Linked DNA regions of Homo sapiens: region 1 is linked to region 2. A link is a loop called in an ENCODE intact Hi-C map of the cell type or tissue named here. Cell type or tissue: heart right ventricle. All regions are shown on one strand.

The links. Peaks named below come from ENCODE experiments on the same cell type or tissue, not always from the same donor. Only the 100,000 strongest peaks of a DNase experiment are listed, where the experiment ranks them.
Region 1: it touches region 2 in a loop (4-fold over the local background); 8 of 110 quality-filtered maps call a loop at or near these places.

What each region holds. Positions count from the first base shown.
Region 1 is chr15:29,686,548-29,689,047 of GRCh38, forward strand. It overlaps LOC105370743 (a long non-coding RNA gene), which reads right to left and starts at 942. Exons shown (of 4, transcript XR_932031.3): 1 at 354-942. In heart right ventricle, no CTCF peak of the experiment used is centred here; no DNase peak of the experiment used is centred here.
Region 2 is chr15:29,940,871-29,943,370 of GRCh38, forward strand. It overlaps a transcript of TJP1 not described here. Among named protein-coding and RNA genes, the nearest start is that of TJP1, 120 kb to the left of the region's middle. In heart right ventricle, a CTCF peak has its summit at 1,475 (motif pointing right); no DNase peak of the experiment used is centred here.

The sequences.
Region 1 (2,500 bases), 250 kb before region 2:
AGCAAGAGGATTACAAAATGCACCAATCAGTGCTCTGTAAAATGCACCAATCAGCACTCTGTAAAATGCAGCAATCAGTGCTCTGTAAAATGCACCAATCAGCAGGATCCCAAAAGTAGCCAATCGCAGGGAGGATTGAAAAAAGGGCACTCTGATAGGACAGAAACAGAACATGGGAGGGGACAAATAAGGGAATAAAAGCTGGCCCGGTCTTCAGCACTTAGCCAGCCAGCAGCAGCAACCTGTAGGGTTCTTTTCTATACTTTGGAAGCTTATTTTTTTGCTCTTCACAATAAATCTTTCTACTGGTCCCTGTTTGGGTCTGTGCCACCTTTAAGAGCTGTAATACTCACCGGGAAGGTCCACGGCTTCATTTTTGGTCAGCGAAACGAAGAACCCAATGGCAGCAATCAACTCCAGACACATCTGGTCAGTCTTGTTCTAGATCCAGGGAAAGCAATGCCCTAACGGCAGGAGGGAATAACCCTTCCAGCTGATAGCAGTTGTTCAAATAGTAGCAAAGGCACATAGGAAGTGTGTTGCCAAGCTGCAGTCTGACAATTGCTCCAAACACGAATTTTGCTTCTAAGACCCTGTAAGCTGTGGGTTGTACTCAAAAGCTGTAAGTTCTTTGTGCAAAGGCTGGAGAAGGCAGCGAGCGGGCCACGTACCTGTCTTTTCGCAGAGTGTGAGAAACGAGACTGTTCTCTTTACGTGGCAGGACAGTTCAGAGTCTCTATACCCAGAGCAACCAGAACGAGCTCCCCTTGGAGTCATGGACCCAGTATCTCAGTTGAGCAAATGGTAATTTTCACCAAGGCTGGCTGGCATTGGGTGACTTTAGTGGCCTGTGCACACGAGCGCCCCAGGCCCTTGGGCAGCTGCCAGTGTGGGCTGGGGCTTCCTTGTCGGGAGGGAGCCACCCTGCACCTGTGGGTGAGTTTTGTCTCCTGGCAGCCTGGCAGGCAGGTGTGGCTCATGGCAGGGTGAGCCACTGGCACGGATCTGCTGCTTTCCCCAGGTGAGAGTTTCTATGTGCCCAAAGGTCACCAGAAACTGACAGCCAGCCCTGAGCAAACCCCAGCCCAGGGTTCATGTTGCCCGAGCAGAACCTGCTGGTGTGGTCTGCAGGCGGGGGCGTTTTTCTTGGTTGGCTAACACTCCTTGGAAGGAGGCATGGGCCAGGCCAGTGTGCTTAGCAGTACCCCAGAGCAGTGTTGGGGGCGGGAGCTCAAGTGTGGGGTCAGTGTGCTCGCACCAGAGCCAAACCCAACACTTCCTGTCTCTTCCTTTCCTGCTGTCAGGTGGGGCTGTTGTTGGGGAAAGAAAAGCAGGGAGGACAGCGTGGGAGGCTTTCTCAGGGCCAGCCCTGGGAATGGGGCACAGTGAGGGGGTGGCATGGGTCACCTGGCCCCACTAAGGGCCAGAGGCGAGGAGAGATGTCCGGCTGGGACTTCCTGGGAGGAAGGGGCGCGCTGCCACGCAGTGCCCGAGGCCCTTGGGTATCTGCGAGCATGGGCTGGGGCTTCCCTGTTGGGAGGGAGCCACGCTGCACCTATGGGTGAGTCCTGTCCCCTCGCAGCCTGGCAGGTAGGTGTGCCTTGGGAGGAAGGCACGCCCTGCCACGCGGTGTCGCTACTGGCTGGCAACTGTTGGAGAATTTATTGAAGCACGTGAAAGAGCCCCACCCTGCCATAGCAATCACCTGCCTTTGGTGAGGCTGAGCCTGGCCGCGGGACCCCATTGACCGCTCCTGGCCTCACACTAAATGGAGTTGCATTGCTCCTCCAAATTCCAACCAAGAGGACCGAGAAGTTGGCCTGAAGCAGGCGCACACGTGGAAAAGAGGAGCTGAAGCCACGCGGGGGCTGCTCCTGCAGAGGAGGTGGCTTGGTCTAACTTTTCAAAGCAATGGCCACTCGGCTGCATCAACCTGCATGCCACGTTCCTGGCTTTGATCATTGACATGTGCCTGGCTCTGCTGCTCTCAGCTCCTGGCCTCAAACTTCCTTTTGAAGAAAATCGCTGAAGCTTGTGGCCTCACTTCTTCCAAGAGGCAGCTACAGACACTCTCCGGGCCTGGCTGCCTGTTTGTTGGGACGGGGCCTCTGGCTTGGGTTTGCTGTGCTTCAACGCCATGTGACTCCGAAGGGCCTCACTCACGCCAGGGCCCAGCACCGGCTCGGGGACAGGCCAGGCTGGCATGACTCTGATTCTGCAGATAGCATTTTTAGTGACTCTGCTGGGAATTGGTTCCTGAGATAACAAAGCCACTGACACAGGGATGACAGATGGTTAACAGCACCTCCCGAGAGTAGGTCTGTTCTAAACACTTGACCTGTGACAGAGCATCCATGCCACGCGGCTGCTCCATGAAGTAGACGCCATCATCGTGGTCTCTGCAGGTCTACGATGGGGACACTGGGGAGAGAGGAGTGACTGTGCTGGAGCATGCGTGGATGAGGGGAGGGGGAAGGGAGGGCGTGAGCCCGGTGGTCCA
Region 2 (2,500 bases):
AAGTGACCCCCACCCTCGCCCCTGCCCCGATGACCACCATAACCACAGCACCCAGAGATGAGTCCACTGCACTGTGCCACTTTCACAGATGGGGGAGGAAGAGAGCTGTAACTGTCAGAAATACATGAAAACTGTCAAAAATACATGCCATCAGCTCTGGAGATTTTGAAGCACTGATGTCTCTCTGTTCTGTGAATGTATTAAAAAAAAATTACATTATCCCTCCTTTCAAGGTTAGCAAAAATAAAAGATGAACTCTACTTCCACCTCTGCAAATGACCTCCTACGACCGCAGGCAGGCCCACGCTGCCTTTGCCTTCCCCACCTGCTTGAGGCCACACACATCTCCGTGGACCACTCCTCCCTTCCAGAAACTCCCCTGTTCGCTTCTTCAGCCTCTACCCAGGAGTTTCCTTTGCTGGCCCCTCGCCTTCTGACTGCCTATGCACTGGTGAGGTTCCCTGGCCCTGCCTTAGTCCTCTCTCTGTTCACAAAACCATCCTAGCAGTAAAATCCTTTTTCCCAAATAAAATGGTCTGTGCTCCTCACCCTCCAGTAGAACAGATAAAAGCAGAGCTACTCTGGCTGAAGGGGGGAAGGAGGCTTGAGGCCACCCTCATGGGGCATCTCTACAGACCTCTAGGGTTGGGAACCACCAGCAGTTTCCTTCAACCAGCTGGTGTGAGCTCCATCTCCGGTCCCCCCTCTGCCCCCTCAACACCTCCCCACTTTTTGCCCAACAAAGTCATATGAGTCCTTCCAGATCCAGTTTCCCAGCCACCTTGTTTGTGATTCTTTATGTACAAAGTAGCTTTGAGCACTTCGTTATCCCCCAAGGCACTCTGCACCGCCTCCACCATTGTACACGTATCACGTGTTTGTTTACATTTTTGCCGGCTCCACTAGATTGTGACCATTTTAAAGGCAGACAAGATGATGACAATGGCGTGCATGCGTGTATGTGTTTGCATGTGATGGGACAGGGGAGTCTCAGATGAACCTAAAGTTAGGCTTAAACTGCTCTGGGTGTGAGGCTGGTGCACTGGTCTGCATGAAGAGGCCGTGAGGAGGGAAGCGACTGGAGAAATGGGGAGGAGAGGTGGCTGCGGTCTCCATGCCCGCCCACCAGAGCTGCGTCTCAGCCCTAGACAGAGAGGGTCAAGCAAAATCCAGGAACTGCTTTCATGAGAGACTTCACAAAATATTTGTTAAACCAGAATACTGAACGCATAATATTCTCTTCTTTGAAATAACATTTTCTCTATTCTTTTCATTAAGACCCAAATTTCTAAAAGGCCTATATTTTCTTCTCAGTTCTGATGAATAAAATTCTGCCTAAAGTCAGAGTCAATAAGCTCCCGAACTAGCAGTTGCTAATGAAAAGAAACTCTGAAGAGATGAGAGATGATGGCACAGGTCAACTGGAATGGAGACAAAATACTGAGCTGCAAAACCGATCCAGAAAGCCCACTAGGTGGAGATGAAGGCCGGTACCACTCACAAGAATGGAGTCTTTGCAGCCTTTGTACTTACAACCATTTTTTAAAACAAGAGTTCTTGCAAGGTTGTCTAGAAGACTCCTTTAGAAATATCTGAACATTCACAGTTTAATCAAGAAAGTATCCATTAAGGGCAAAAATCTCCTACCAATTAGTTGTCAATTGGCAAACTGCATTCAGACTGGCCTCTGGAACTCCCAAAGTTATAAAAATAGCTGGATTCCTTTTTCTGCAAAAGAGCCTCAAGTCTCTCTGACTCCTCTCCGTTTGGAAGATTAATAACGGTGATAATTCTGGAAGACTCCTTTACCACACAGCGGTGCGTACCTCCGCAGAGGGCTGGCAGTGGGCCACAGCACACTCTGATGTCCCGTGCAGTTCACTGACACCCAGGTTAGCAACACAGGCTGTATGCTCAGTGAACTGGGGCTGGCAAGGGCAGGCCCGGGGGGACCTGCAAGGGAGGGGACTTGTTCATAAGCACCTATAAGAACCAACTCCCAAGTCATTTTTCTTTTCTTCCTTTTTTTTAAGTGAATACTCTCTGTATTTTGGTTAATCAACAATCTTTAGCACCCATTATGGACAAAACAATATGCTGCACACATACCAAGGATACAAGAAGGAACAAACTACCCTGGCCTGTGCTCTGATGGAGCGCACTTTCTCCTGGAGACAGATGAAAGAATAAATAAAATAACTGCAAGCTGTGATAAGACACTGGTGAAACCAAGACCACCAGCTCACCAAGTAACACTAGAAGATCGCCACAAGGGATTTTATATGTGTAAGAGAGAGAGCGGGTGGGCATCCTCTTTTGACATAAAAGATGATGGAGAAGGTCTTTTTTAAAACATGCATTCAGTCAAATCCATGAATTTAGCTAATCCTTCTTTCCCTAAGTGTGCAATTAGGGAAAACCTAATGACTACTTTACAAGTTATAGTTTTGGCTTCTTTTGCTATTTATTAAAAACACAGCCAGGCACAGTGGCTCACGCC